Regions from separate parts of the Homo sapiens genome. Here region 2 is linked to region 1. A link is an interaction called in ENCODE POLR2A ChIA-PET data of the cell type or tissue named here. Cell type or tissue: MCF 10A. All regions are shown on one strand. Region 1 overlaps GHR (growth hormone receptor). Region 2 overlaps GHR (growth hormone receptor).

What was found. ChIA-PET counts read pairs that join two places held together with the same protein. Peaks named below come from ENCODE experiments on the same cell type or tissue, not always from the same donor. Only the 100,000 strongest peaks of a DNase experiment are listed, where the experiment ranks them.
Region 2: POLR2A ChIA-PET joins it to region 1 with 7 read pairs; 2 of 35 experiments call an interaction of 5 or more read pairs at or near these places.

Annotation. Positions count from the first base shown.
Region 1 is chr5:42,491,687-42,499,686 of GRCh38, reverse strand. The region is part of intron 1 of GHR (growth hormone receptor); the gene reads right to left. Among named protein-coding and RNA genes, the nearest start is that of GHR, 72 kb to the right of the region's middle. In MCF 10A, no CTCF peak of the experiment used is centred here; DNase peaks (open chromatin) are centred at 3,566 and 5,056.
Region 2 is chr5:42,560,808-42,568,807 of GRCh38, reverse strand. GHR (growth hormone receptor) reads right to left here. Exons shown (of 10, transcript NM_000163.5): 2 at 2,864-2,944. The coding sequence starts at 2,933. Among named protein-coding and RNA genes, the nearest start is that of GHR, 140 kb to the right of the region's middle. In MCF 10A, no CTCF peak of the experiment used is centred here; no DNase peak of the experiment used is centred here.

The sequences.
Region 1 (8,000 bases):
GAACTTGATTCCCTAAGTGACCAAGCAAGGGGGATTCAGTTTTCTTTTGCAGGATGGAATTCTTGTTTTCTACTCTTGCGGCTCTGTGCCTGTGCCTGGAGTGAAACAACAACCACAACAACAACAACTTTGTCATGGGTAGCCAGGTATGGACAAAGACATAGGCATCAGCTAGCTGTTCCCCTTCTAGCATTTCATTATCAACATGAAAACTGTACACATGAGTGTTCACATTTTGGAAACCATCACTCTTCCCTTCTTATATCACAACAGGCACCACCCAGGCCTGGAGCTTGTGGACGATCAATGAAGAGCCACAGGGAATGGTGACTGGAAGATAAAAGCTAGTGCTGACTGAACAGTAGTCAACTTGTGGTTCAACTTGTCAATTCCCTACCCAGCTAGAGTTCCAGTATATGCTACATTTTTCTCTGCCAAGATGATGCAATCCAGTAGTCCCAAGTGCCCTCTTCATGCCCTTACCAAAGGGATTGCTGCCCTGATCTACAGAGACACCTGCTGCCTCGACATAGCTAGGAGACTTACAGCATCAACACTCTTCCCCACGTTTGGCTAAGTATTTGTAGCAGTTGCCACTCTTCACTGGCACATGCTTTGGTTTGCTATGGAAGCCAGAAAGAAATCATTCCATCTGTTACCTCTCTGTCTCATACCCAGGAGATTAGAGAACAACAATAATCTTTATTCTATCAAGTTCATCTTAAATGAAGGCAAGAGAGGCCTGTAAGAGTTTAGACCAGAGATTGTCAATTTTCTCAGGTACCAGAATGACCTCTTGAAACAGAGACTATAAGTTGCCTATTAATAATGATTATCTCCTGCTCTGTACCTATAGAGCACATTTTTATGGAGGTGGCAAGGTGCCCAGCTTAACACAAACAAATTTCTATATTTTCCAGGTTCCCTTGCAGAGATAATCCTATGATGCACATTAATGAGATATAAGCTGAAGTCACCAAGTAGAACATCTAGGAAAGAGAACAAACTTGGTTGGCTTGTCCGTTTGCCTTTTGCCTTTTACTCTGCACCTTCTTTTTAACTAGAAACATGATGCTTGGATCTCCTTCAACCATTTTGTGAGCATGAAGAAAAAGCTAGAAGAAGCTCATGACATTTGCTTATGAGACTATAATGCTTATAGCATGGGGACTTTGCAATTTACTTAATTTCTCTGAGTCTCAGTTTTCCAAAGTATATTACCTCCCTTGTAGGGTTTTTATGGGGAGTTAAATGAGATAATGTGGGTAGAATTGCCTCATAATTACTAATATAAAGTAGTCAATCCAGTCAACAAATAAATCATCCCTTTCTCCCTTTTACCCTTCCAATCAGATCTCCAGACTCAAGGGAGAATTAAGCCAGACTTATTTGCTGCTAGCTAGCACTTTCAAAGCAGGCTTCTGTCTAAAGTGCTTTTTGACTTGGTGTCAACTGGTACAGACCTGAACTGAGTAAACAAGGCTCTAGGCATATGAAAGAGATTCCCTTTAAGCTGAGCAGCAGGAACCCAAGGTAAGTAGCACAGTTGGGCCATGCCAGCCTGAGGCACAGAGAAGGTGTGGCCTTCACTAGAGAGAATCTAAGAATATCTGAGATAAAGTAATTATCAGGATGTATCCAAATGCTCTTCTAACGCAAAATATTAACCCACTTCCAACCTCCCCCTTGGCAAAATTATGGCAAAATGGAAAAGTGAAGAGGAAAAGCAATCCATTGATTGTATGACTTCAGGGCCTGAAGATACTGACAGAGAGAGAAGGCCTGCCATTCCTTCCCCAACCTACAAGCACCCACATTATTCTGATACCTATAGAAATGCAAATCACCTGTAAACAGGTGACTCTTTTCCAATGTTTTCCATTCTTTAAGAAAATTGCAGAATTCTACAATATCCCTTTCATAGCCAGCAGTTCTTTGGCATTGTATGTATCTGACGACTTTCTCTTCTTCAAAGTAGAGATCAGCAAACTTTTTCTGTAAAGAGTCAGATAGTAAATATTCTAGGTTTTGAGGTGAAGGTACATAAGGTCTGTGTTTCAACTACTAAACAATGCCCTTGTAGTGAGAAAGGAGCCATAGGTGATATGTAAATGAATGGGTATGGCAGTGTTCCAATTAAATGGCATCTCCAAAAACAGGTGGCCTGTAGTTTGGCAATCCTTGCTTAAAAGGACATTGAAACTATGCAAAACTGAACAAGAAACACTTGGTAATAGATAATACTGTCACCAATAATCATTGCCATGAAACAGCCAGAGAGCTTAAAGTCAAAACCAACAGAGAGAAAGGGATGAAATGGGAAAGAGAGGCATTCGTGTAACATTAGAAACCATTAGAAAGAGTACTATCATGTAGCGCTTAAGACTCAAAAGTTCCAGGATTAATGTAAACTGTGACAAGCAAGGAAAGTCAAAGAATGCAACCATATTTCACAAAAAGGTTAAGATAAATAAGTTTAAGTGAATAGCACACTCTGTGGGCCACAGCATGGTGGCTCCATGTGAAGGCTAAAGTAACTTAGGAATGAATGGGAAACAAGGATAAGAATTTCAGTCTTTGACTCTTTAAGCAGAAAAATAGGACACCAGGCAGATATGAGATAAGGACTTGGGGCTGTAGCAGAACTTAAGGCCCAAACAGATGTCCTGCAAACATGGAAGGCCCCTCACTCCTGGCCCCAAGAGCACTGAATACTGGTGTAAGTGCTTTGCTTTCTCTTATTCACATGCAAAGTGTTCCTCTTCTGCAAATAACTTGCATGTGACCCAACAGAGTGTCTAGTTCCAGCCTTGTGAAAGATTTGTTTTGAAATTTTACCATTCTGCCCTGGGTTTTTGCAAGACAAAGAAATGAGGTAAAATTCATTAAGGTAGGAAGAAACCACACTGATTTAAACGGAGTGTGAAAAGTAAATGCCCTACACTGGGATCATGTTTCAACTAAGGGGATAAATTACAGATGAGAGTAAATGGATTTTCTGTCAGAATATACCCTACTCTGGCATGGGTACCAGTTGTCTTGAAGACAATCTGTCCTTTAACAGCTATAACAAGTATTCTGTGGGACAAGACGTACCTGACACTTATAAACGTCATAAGCCAAACAATGATGCCCCAACTTTCAGAAATCAGGCTCCCACAACACAGTGCCTGGATTTTCATCCAGCATCCCAAGATCAAGCACATCTCTCTATGGATCTTCATCTTGATATAGATGCACATGCTATATCCAGCCTTAAACTTTCTTGTGTTTTATCACTAACGCTGCACCAAGATTTAAAAAAAAAAATTGCTCCAATTTGCTAAACCTTCTCCTAAGAGAGAACAAGTCATGGGAAATGATGAAGAAGCCTAGTACACTGAATTGGTTGACAATACTTTTGACCTTAATTTGCAGTGATTGTTCACCCAATCAGGAGGAACCAATTCTCTCTGCTTTGAATGCCTAAGTACTATTGTGCTTATGCTGTTGCTTCCAACATAAAGTGTCTCTTCACAAACTAGAGAGGTTCCCAATTGCATCGCCTCAACTGGTCTTGACAGGAGAAGAGATGAATCACAGGAGCAGTCTGGCACCGTCTCAATTTGTAATACTTTTTACCAAGGGCTAAATCACAGCCAGGCAGATGCCAGGAGTGTTTAATTTTCTTCTTCTCCTTCTTGTTAACAAAAGGAGAGGTGTTCAAGAAAGCTCAGTCCTACTTGACAGAATTAGTGGACAGAGTAGCTGTCAAAGGTGGATCTATGTATCCAAAGAAGGCATGCATAGATAAGTTTGACTTAATCTTCAGGAAAGTTTTTCATGATGGCCCAAAACTAATCTGTAGCAAGAGATGAAACATTCAACATCATTTGTATAATGGAGACTTGTAGAGCTAAATGCATCTGAGATTCCTGAGTTCACCTCCATTAGACCACTGCAAACTATGCAGTTCTTCCTTTACTGCAGATGTTTCTTCTTGAAATTGAAAAATGTGTATACAAGTTTCAAACAGCTCTCTATCCAACCCAAATGAACCTACCATCCCATATGTCTGTGTTGGCCTAATTCTGACACCAGTGCATTTTTTTTCTGATCACATGGTAATATGGTAGCCATGAAAGGCCAAACAAAAGAAAAAAGAATGGTGACTAGGGGTGGGGGTGAACTAATACAGGATGAATAACATACACAAGGAAAATGTGTAAATAAATAGAGTAACCACTGTTAATAACCCACTAGGCTGGCAAGCAAAGGTAAAATGATTGTAATCCTGGTGGAAAAAAACAGCTAATGAATAATTAATGAATCACTGAGGGGATGGAGACAAAAAGTTACATTCACTCTTCAGACCTACCATGTCACTCTCAAAGGAGTCTATTGCTTGTTCTTTTTCTGTATGCATGTCTCCCAGTACATGCTTGATGCCTGAAACACTCTATCTTACTAGATAGACTAAGTGGCCTGAATGTGGTGTGGGCACATCTTCCTCCTAGCTATTATTTGCTGCTCTCTTTCTTGCTTACTTATAAGAAAGAACAAGTACCTTCAAGCAATATCTACACCTTATAAATGTAATCTACCTCCATCAAAGAAAATGGGGGGGGGGCGTGGGAATTGGCAATGTGTCACTTAGTTCTATACCTGTGAAATAATACAACATGGAGGCTAGCATGTTGCCTCAGTGAGACAGCAGATACTCAGAAAGAGAAATACCAAGATATGGGAGCTTCCATCACCCTTCTAAGGGGGATGCTAAATTGGAAATTTAATTCCAACTACCTACATATTTGGCTCTGATAGTCAAGTAGCTCACCAAAAAGAACTAATGCATTTTTATAGTAGCCATGAATATCTTCATTGCATTTCACTCATCTATAGAGGGCAACAAGCAGAAATAAAAATTCAACATTTCAAGAAGAGTCTCTACTGAACTTTTAAATTCTGGGTAAGGATGTCATCAACCTAGCTAAGGATTAGTTTACTCTACCCAAGATGTATTCAGGAAGTACACTTTCTCTCTTATCCTCCCATACGTGCTAATCTGGGCTTGAAGGTACACAGAGATGCCTGTGGCTGACTCATAGCAAATTCCCAGAAGCAAGAGTGCTGAGCGAATGCTTAGGATTATACCATACTTTATTTCCAGGGTTTGTTACATAGATGGTGTGTCTTCTGGATACTGCCACTATCATATATCCGTCCATGCTTGATGGTACTGGGGGAGTTTTAAGCAGAAGAGGACGCAAGGAGACATTTTTTCCTCAACATGTTTGAATAATGAGAGTTGGTTTCTGAATATTAGGAGTTTTACTAGGACTTCATTACTTCTTAAGGTAAGTTACTAGCACCCAACAAGAAGGAAAATAGGGAGGCAAGAACTTATGACCTCTTCCTTTCCCCTGAAAATCACTTCTAATTAGCCAGGATATGGTTGCCGATGGCCCAACAGGAAGGGAAGTGTTACACTAGAAAGAAAGCCTAAAAATCCAATCTTGGAGCTGGTGTTCCCTTTAGTTTCTGTTACTCCTTTTGAGCTCCTAAAATATTTCAGCTATAGAATGTATGGAGAGGTTTCCATGATAGGTAGAATTAAGTATATGCTAACCTATGGGACTTATATTCTCTCAAGCATTTACGGAGCATCCATTAGAGCACATAAACTCTGCTGCAGTGAGGGATATTCCCAAGAAGCTTTAAGGTTCATTTTCTTCCCTCCAAGAGCTCAATGCCAGTCTCTGAAATGACTTCCCTATGTTGATTATATAAAACTGTATTAGTTGGCCTCTAGACATCTAGACCTACCTCAGCCAAAAAACTGTAATGGAGGGTTTGCAGCATGACTATAGCATAGGAAAAAGAAGGAAAACTTATCTGCCCTGTTTGCATTTTACTAATGTAATTATATTGTATCTTGACAAATAAGAGCGGAATCAAATATTTCAGGCCTAAACGTGTAAAAATGTCTGTAAAACTTGTGATTGGGCATATGTATACAAAAGTTGAACTTTTAGAAATATTTCTTTTGCTCTAAATTTATAGGCATTAAAGGATCCTAAAATTAACTTTCTTTTCTGCTATCACTCTATATAGATCCCATTAACAAGGTATAGATAATGCATGACCCATTATGTGTTAAATCCCTGCATAAAATCATTTATTATTGGATACCATAGACCTCTTAGAAAGTCATATACACAGGTCTGAAACTGTGTAGCTCATGTATCCATATAACTACTTAAAATAATTTTTAGGCATAGGTTTCCTTTGTAAAAAAAACAAAATCAGAGCCTGAAAGTGTTTAAATACTTAGGCAGTATTTTAAATAAATACTTGATAATCAAACTTTAAAAAATCTACTTTTCAAAGAGCAGTTATTTTTGATAATATGATAATACCAAACTCCTTCTCCATTCTACAGAAATCCCAGCTTTATTCTTAAGCAACAGATTTCACTTAACACAGCAAGGTCTCTGTCTCCCCACCTCCACTGACACACTTGGCAGTAAAAACTGTTTTCTGCCTACAGAATCACTGAAACCAGAAAACGCCCCAATCACTCATCCACTGCGAGGCGTAACCCTTTGAAAACACAATTTTCATTTTATCTTAAATGTACCAAATAATACAGTTTCTATCCAATAATATGAATTTTTCCTGACAGCATAGATTTTGACTTCCCATTACACATTCCTGTTAGTGATCCAAACTATTTCTTACATTCTCTGATGTCTCCACCCTGTAAATACTTGTAGGCTTATCTACATTTTAAGTCAATTTTTGCATATTATTTTCCAAATTCCCATTTAACTCTCAAAACCTTTACCTTGGCAACAGAGCTTTGGGTCTTATCTTGAATTTGAATGCACATGAAATGTGTCTTTTCAGGTTGCCCCATTTGTAAAGCTTTCTCTTAAGAGTACCTTTAAGCTGTGATACCAAAATGTGCTCCCTAAAGTGATATTTAACCATTCCAAATCTATTTCTCCAAAGATTTTTTCTAAATCAGTAGTAAAAATAAAATCTGATTTATAATCAACCTTTGCTAATGTTAGTTCAGAATCTACCACTAGTTAATTACTTTTAAAAATTACTCTTTCTTTCACATATAATAACCTTACATAAAGTAGAACCACAGCCCCATTCAGCATCACCTCCCTAGGATTACCTCAACCACTTCTGCCTACAGCAGAAAACCACCAGCTGCCTATAGAAAAACAGCCTTCAGTATCTTCATGAACATGCATTCACAGAAAGAACTGACAGTGAAAACAGACCCCATAAGGTAGAAATTTTGTAAGGTGAATCATAAGCAGTCCTTTCCCCACATTTTCACTTTAATTTTTATTTATACCACCCATATTTTATTTATCTCTTTCCTAATCTTCTCATTCCTCAGTATTAGCCCTAATTTTTTCCCAATATTATCCACTATATGGATTTACTGCTTTTAAAAATTCAGCCTTTTGCCAGATCATTACAAGGTCACAATCTAGTAGTTTGAAAAGCAAAACTATAGGCTTCATGGTGGCAATACACACGCAGACATAAAAGTAATACCATTATGCACTCTGCCTTCTTAAAATTGCTTACAGAAACAGAGTATAAGGAAAAGCCAGAACTATCTGTCCATGATGTGGGCAAGAGGAGAGGTGAAAGAGAAAAGAGGCCTTGAGATTTATCTCTTATTCCAGCTAGTAGTCATTCTTTCATGCATTCCTCAGTCGGCTTGCTATTCAAGGTCTCCATATCCAGGCTGATCTAAAACTTCCTAATCTTTTGCCTGGAAAACGCCACTTGCATTCCTGTCTTAATTCCTTGGCCAGATCTACATCTGCTCCTGGAATGCCCTCTCCCTGTGCCTGGTTAGTGAAGGCCCACCCACAAATCTTGCCTTAGCTCTGGCCCACCCCTTGGACAGCAGACTTCCTCATCCATTCCGCCTTCCTTCTTGAGGGCCTGGGGAATTCTCTGATTGTGCCTTTCATTTAGCACTTTCC
Region 2 (8,000 bases), 69 kb before region 1:
TGATCTATTCTTTTTCAGGGCATCTTGACCATTTCTCTTCATCACACAATCTAGACTTTAAAGGTATACAGGCTCTCATTAATTTCAAGACATTCCTCATGTCCCAGCTAGACTGAACTACAAGGCAGGGGCTTGCTTACTTCCACCTTAGGTTACTGAGGTCAAAGGGTATATTCAAGGGTAGACTGATTGAAATAGTAGAGATATACGACCTAATTTATAACAGGCACTCCTTGGAAGAATACTTATATCCATTAGATCTTTATGCACATTTCTCATTAGCAACATTATTCCAGCAGCAGCAATTTTGATACAATCAGTTGATAGGTCAACCATGTGAAGCCCTTTGAAAACAAGGCATTGTGGATCATTCCTGATTTTGGAATAAAAAATTCTCCTCTAGACTATGTAACTGGCTTTGAGGAGCAGATATAGAGCTTCATATTAAGGATGAGAACTTCATATTAAGGATGAGAGACAGAAAACATCTATTACAACACTTTAGCTAACACAATAACGGCACTGTTCAAATTTAGTTCTCATTAAATTTCCCACAGGGCAATTAGATTTAATAAAAAAAAATCCTTTCAGGGCCAGTATATTTCTAATTGCTCATCTGCCCAAGCAAGAAAATCCCTGCTCAAGTGCTACCCTTCCCTACGCATACAGGTCTGTCATCTTCTACCAGCTCCTGGGTGACTTTTCTCCAGGTGATGCTTCCAAGATCACTTACCCATCAATGCCACATCTTTCACTGAACAAACTGAATTCAATAGTAGTATCTTTTCTTTTTAAAAATTTAATCTATATTTTTAGTCTGCCTTATTCAATAGGAGACACAATAAAAATAAAATGATTTGGCTACAATCCAGACCTGGCAGAAAAACAAACACATGGTCCATAAATATTATCTGAGACTGACCCATGTCATGTTATGCAGTAACTTTGGCTGAACCCATGAACCCATTCATTAGATAAGTGGCCAGAACTAGAACACACACACACACACACACACACACACACACACACACACACACACAGAGCCAAGCATGCACACACACACTGGAACGTGCTTACATATGCCTTCTTACATAAACATCATGCCCCATCCTTAATCCTTAGACCATTTTAAGAAAGGATTCTGGAATATGCACATATTCCAAAGGAAAAAGAAATATTGGTTAGTTCAATAAGACAAAAAAAAAAGAGACAAAAATGTTCTTCTTTGTTAAATTACTTCTTATGCGTAAGTACTGGTAGGATATGTGATTTGTGTTTAGTATAAACTATTGCATTTGCTTATATTCTGCTCTCCCTGAACAAATAAATGAATCAAACAAAACTATTAAAAAGAAAAACAAAAAGCAAACATTAAAAGCAACTAGTGATGTTTTCTCTTCACTCAGGAACTCAAAGTTTTAGTAAAATGTCGAAGCAGCTGAAACAGATGCTCCTTGCAGACTTTCTAGTTCTAAAATGTAATTTGAGCTCTAATCTCTCAGCTGGGGATGCATTTTTAATTTTCTTTAAAGATTTCCTATGCCATACTTTTCATTTCACAAGTTTTTTAAATTCCTCAAATCTTGCCCAGTGGAGTGAAAGTCACCTTAATGAAGAAACGAGAGATTAAGCCACCATGACTTTGGAACAGCAGAGGATCTCAGCTGCAATTCTTTGGCTCAGAACCAAGGTCTAAAACCAGCCATGGGAAAAGCTGCTGAAATGGAGCCTGCAATTCTCTCCATGTTTGACTTGCATAATGTTGACATTATAACGCCAGAGAGACCAAAAAATATTTCCAACAATTATGACTCTTTTCTATAAATATTTTTAAATTGCTTTAAGAGATAAAATAACATATTTTACTCTTCTCATTTTCTAAGTGACTGTGGTCACCCTCAGCAGCTCACTACTACGGATTTATTTTTGGCTAGAAGGTCAGGGAGGACATCTTAAGGCGCTAAGTCTGCTGTTAAACTGTGTTTTCCAACATGAGCTGAATGGTGAGAAGGGGAGTCTGACACTCTTAAAGCAACAACTAAATTCAGTGTCATAGCATGGGAGAAATATATTCTTTCTTTCTTCTGTAGAAGCCCAGGCAAGGAAAAACATCAAGTACTCATTAAAAAAAAAAAAGTCTCCCACCCGTTAGAGAGCACAGTTTTCTTTCTGACAGAAAAGTTCCTCTTCCCTTTCCCTTCTATTACTCTTCCTTGTTTTAGTTAGGTCTGCTATGAAACATAGTTTAAACATATTGAGACTTCTCTACAAGGAGAGGGATATAAAAAAGGGAGGGAGAATTATAGAGATGGGGAAGGAAGCTCATAATTTCTGGGTATATCATTCAACTATTTCAGGTGTCTCTTTCCTCAACTTAGCCAAATGGTAATCACCCAGAGAGTGAGAAGTGAAATTCATTTGAAACCTGCAATTTCTTTTCTCTGAGAATATGATTAACAAGCCTGAATTCTGAGCTCTGGAAATAGATTAGATATCCTTAGTCACAGATGAGCTGAGTGAACAGTAAGCTAATAACCCTTCAGTGTAATTTCAATATCTCTCCCAAAGCCTGAGAACAAGAGACCTGGCTTGTCTTCAACATAAATGTCCTCAGCATGATTTGTAGTATTAATTTTTGATATGAAAACATCAGATGCCAAAGTTGACTGACTACTGCATTCCTCCTAAACATCCACAGAAAAGTCCTACTAGTTTCTGATTTTAAAGCTAAGTCAAGTTTCCTTTTTGCTGCTATGTAAAACTTGCATCTTTTAATAAAATCATCCAAAAAACTTGGATGTAGCGAATACAGTTCAGTGTTGTTTCAAAACACTGAGGGTGGAAATGGAAAAGCAGAACTCACCCTCACTTCCAGAAAAAGCATCACTTGATCCTGCCAGTGCCAAGGTCAACAGCAGCTGCCAGAGATCCATACCTGTAGGACCTGCAATCACAAAAAGGGTAAGGTAAAGCCCAGCAATTAAAAGCAGACCATTATCATGAAATACTGTTTAAAGACTGGGTAAGACATGAATGAGCTGACGAGTCAGTTCCAGAAGGAATCCTGGTAAGTCTTTCACTGCCCCAGAGTCTCATATTGTCCTACTTTTCATGAACTCAAACAGCAGGTTGTAATAAATTCTACTTCCCGTGAGTGCTAGTCTCAGGAAATAACATGAACACTAGAGATGTTCATACCCTGGCTCAAAGCCATAGAAACACCTCACAGCAAACGACCCCCATGCACAGCTTCAGTAACAGGGCCAGTAAGGTTTGCTTTAATTTGATCTGGAAATAGAAAACCTTATCAGCAGTATCAGAAAGCATGGGGCCTTGAGCTGGACAGGCCATAAAAGGAAAAACATAACAATCATGGTAATAGTAACATTTCATAAATCTGTTTCCCAGTGAACAAAAGAGCTCAAACCACTCAAAACGAGTTGCTAATGAGCCATCCTAAAGAGGTTTAACTAGAAGGGAAGCAGAAAGAAGGAGGGAAGCAAAAGGAAACAAAAACTCCCTAGTAAAACTAAAAACCCACAAGGACACAGTGTGTCGTAGAGAGGTTTTATTTTCATGAGGAATACAGATCTGAAAGACCCAGGAATGTGAACACCTCAGACACCAAGAGGGATGCGTCTGTGGCTTTGCTAGCCATTTAGAAGCCCAGTGTGGCCACACCTGGAGCCCTTCAGTCTAACGGAGAGAGTAGATCAACACTTCTGTCAGCACAACACCTCAGTGACCATACACCTTTATCTGGAGGAAGGAAATAAGCTTTTCTAGAAAAAATATACCAGGGTGTCCACATCCCGGATCTTCTGAGGCAAGTTTGGGCTGGTTGAAAATGAACTCAGCGTATTGCCTTTTGTAGAGCTGTTGCTGTGTCTGACAACTAATGCCAACTACTTTAAAGCTTAGCTGCAACATTTCCATAAAATTGCACTATTTACAAGTTACTCAGAGACTTATCATCATACCAGGAGCTCCACGAGATCCTCTACTGGCTTCATTTTTATTACTGTGCAAACCTGACCTAATGGAATAGCCCTTCATGGTATCCCTAATCAGGCTGAAATAATGAGCAAAGATGTTTTTTTCCATGGGCCTACAGATGTGGCCCCCGGCAATGGCTGTGTAATTCTACATAGGGATAAAATTCTTGACGTACTTTAATTTCTAGACAGCAGAGGACCTATCTTTTTTGTTCCATATAATTTTGTATTCTTAAAAATTTCTTTAAAAAAGCACATCTCTATGTAAACTAAATTGTCTTCTTGTATCTGAATCCCCATGTGCAAATCCACATGCATGAGGAACTCTCCTTCATACACTACTTCATGGAGTCGTTCATAGGATTGAGTGTAAACATGCAGATGAACACACTTTGTGAGATTTCACGTGAGAAACATGCAGATGAACACACTTTGTGAGATTTCAAATAAATCTCACACATTGTGAGATTTCAAATAAATCTCACACATTGTGAGATTTCAAATAAATCTCACACTTTGTGAGATTTCAAATAAATCTCACACTTTGTGAGATTTCAAATAAATCTCACACTTTGTGAGATTTCAAATAAATCTCACACTTTGTGAGATTTCAAATAAATCTCACACATTGTGAGATTTCAAATAAATCTCACACTTTGTGAGATTTCAAATAAATCTCACACTTTGTGAGATTTCAAATAAATCTCACACTTTGTGAGATTTCAAATAAATATGAGTTGTGGTTTTTACAACATTCATGTTTTTAATTCCTAACCTGGAAGGCCTTGAGCTGATGGCCTTTCATCATCCTCGTCTACTTTGCAAATGAGAACCACTGAGCATCTCTCCCTCCCAATGTCCTTTACTCCTAGGTGAACAGGCTATGTAATCAAAGCTGGAAACCTCCAGCAGAAATATATTAAAAGGCTGAAAAAAAGTTATAGGCTAAAAATGCCATCCTGTTGGTAACTAAATATTTACTTTGCATTTGATTCTGTCTCTTTTCTTTTTTTGTTTCACTCTGTTGCCCAGCCTGGAGTGCAGTGGCACGATCTCAGCTCACTGCAACTTCCGCCTCCCAGGTTTAAGCGATTCTCCTGCTTGAGCCTTCCAAGTAGCTGGGACTATAGGTGTGCACCACCATGCCCAGCTAATTTTTGTATTTTTTTTTTTTTTTTTTTTTTTTTTGAGACGGAGTCTCGCTCTGTCGCCCAGGCGGGACTGCGGACTGCAGTGGCGCAATCTCGGCTCACTGCAAGCTCCGCTTCCCGGGTTCACGCCATTCTCCTGCCTCAGCCTCCCGAGTAGCTGGGACTACAGGCGCCCGCCACCGCGCCCGGCTAATTTTTTTTGTATTTTTAGTAGAGACGGGGTTTCACCATGTTGGCCAGGCTTGTCTCAAACTCCTGACCTCAAGTGACCCACCCGCCTTGGCCTTCCAAAGTGCTGGGATTACAGGTATGAGCCACCGTGCCCAGCCTGATTCTTTTTAAGTGGAGAAAGCACTGAAGAACTGGATGCTGTGTTAATTTTACTTGTTATCTCCCAAGACACTTAGTGTCAGGTAAAGAAGTTTCCAGTAGCACCTGCTATTCCAATGCCAGAGTATAACAGTAAATCCCCAATTCCCACGCAGCCTTTTCTGCTTCCCATCTGAGCAAGAATGTGAACAGGTTTGCATTTCTCGGAAGGCTGCATCCTCTGGTTTGGAAGTCACCTCTTCAGACATCTCAAGGATGCCTGGCAGATGCCACAAACAAGTGGCATTTGCTTCAGTTGAATAGAAGATGACCTTCCTCCAATCCCCAAACTTTTGAAAGCAGCTGCCTGCAAATGAACTTCACTTCTTCCAAATAAAGAACTAGGTGGGGCGTGGTGGCTCATGCCTGTAATCCCAGCACTTTGGGGGGCCGAGGCAGGCAGATCGTGAGGTCAGGAGATTGAGACCATCCTGGCCAACATGGTGAAACCCCGTCTCTACTAAAAATACAAAAATTAGCTGGGCATGGCAGCGCATGCCTGTAATCCCAGCTACTCGGGAGGCTGAGGCAGGAGAATCGCTTGAACCAGGGAGGTGGAGGTTGAAGTGAGTCGAGATCGCGCCACTGCACTCCAGCCTGGTGACAGAGCAAGACTCCATCTCCAAAAAAAAAAAAAAAAAAAAAAAAGGAACTATAACACTTCCTTTACAAGCTGAACATATGTCCATAGAATGTGCTCTATCAAAACAAAAAACAAACAAGAATCCTCAACACAAAATTAACCAGAAATCTGTTTGCATACTCTTACAGCAGAAAAAAGTATTTAAAATTGCCATGCTCCCAAACAGGAGGTGAATGCAGTTCACTGCCGCCTGGAACACTGCATAGGGACCCGACTCTAACTAAGTGCAGGGGCCAGGAGGAGGATAAAAAAATGTGGATGGATTCAGCAGAAGATAAGGGCTTTATTAGAATCTAACTCCTCCCCTTCTCTTCCACTGATGTTGGCTCAGTGGGAATGATTCCAAAAGTAGCCCCATCTGCACTCCTCTGGAGAACTCTCTCTAGTGCCCTCACATGAGCCAGGCCACGAGACGTGACATTCAATTGGATTGTACACTGTCCACATCATCTTCACAGAGCCCCATATGGAAGCTTCTAGATGAGGGAATCCTTCTCTATTAGATTCTAGCTGAGACAAAATGTCCCTAGGAAACGTCAGAGTGCGGACACATGAAGTTTGGAACTTTAATGTTATCTAACATTACAATGTAATGATATACTAGATGTGAGAATAAGAAAGTCCCTCTATTCCCCTCTGCCAAGCCCTTTTTGCCCAGGTACCTAAACTTATTACATGTACCTTTTAACCCAGAGGTACAGGAGTCTACTCAAATGCTGTCATAAGAAGTTCTGTAACAATCTAAGTAGAGGATGGCATTGTTCGGAGGAATCTACTAAATTGGACCTTAGCCCACTGGGTTTTTTAAGCTTGCAATATTTTCCTAGGGAAAATCCCTCTCTAAATTTCTTTTGATATTTACACATTCTTTGGCTATAGCCTCATGGCAAGATTTTCAGCAGGAGGGATTAAAAAATGGGGTTCTATTCTTGCATAATGGAACTCACACCATTTCTACCCTCAAAGCCTGAGGCATTTTGTCTGCTCCCCATCTTTCTCAAGAAAAAGCAAGTTCAAAACCAGCGTAATGCAGCTGGCATGAATTTTAAATCTGTAGACTGCCCAGCAGAGGAGGCCTCCAAATTACATAATTAGGCCCATGATATACTAACTTATTCTTTGGCTATAAAACAGTTCATAAACACATGAGAAAAGATGAAGGTTAGATATAATACTTTTTCCAGCATGCTATAACCAACTCCAGGCAAAGAAAACAATATGTTTCATGCTCTTTAATTTAGAATTAGCAAGTATTTGTTAAACTACTAGTTCCTGCTAACACTGAGCAAGGCACTATGGAGATTAATGCAAAAGCAATCAAAATAATGGTTCTTCAAGAATAAGGCAGTACAAACACATGAAACTGTGAAAAGAAGGAGCATACCCGAAAATAGAAGGTCAGACTAGGGAAAAATCAGCTATCAAACTGAAGGGCTTAAAATTAAAACTAAATGACAGATAAGGCTTTGGTGGATATGGAAAAGGGAGAGAAACTGTGGTGAACTTGTATGGTAAAAGCTCAGAGCAAATGTTCTGGATATGAGTATGAATTCTGAGTATGTTTTGGACAATATTCTGAGGAAGCTGGTGAATAGAGAACAAGGTTCAAATTCACGAATAAAAGGGCCTAAAATTAGATTGGCGAGGTAGGACCAGATTAAAACAGCATTCTGAACTCAGATTGATCAGAAACTCAGATTTGTGCAAAAGTGGGTTTTCCTTAGGGTACAGCCGCCCTTCATGACTTCTTAACTTAATATCACTGAGAAGTATTGATAAGATTTGGTGATGATTGGATATGAGAGATGATAGAGACATGTCTATCACAAATAACTGAGTATG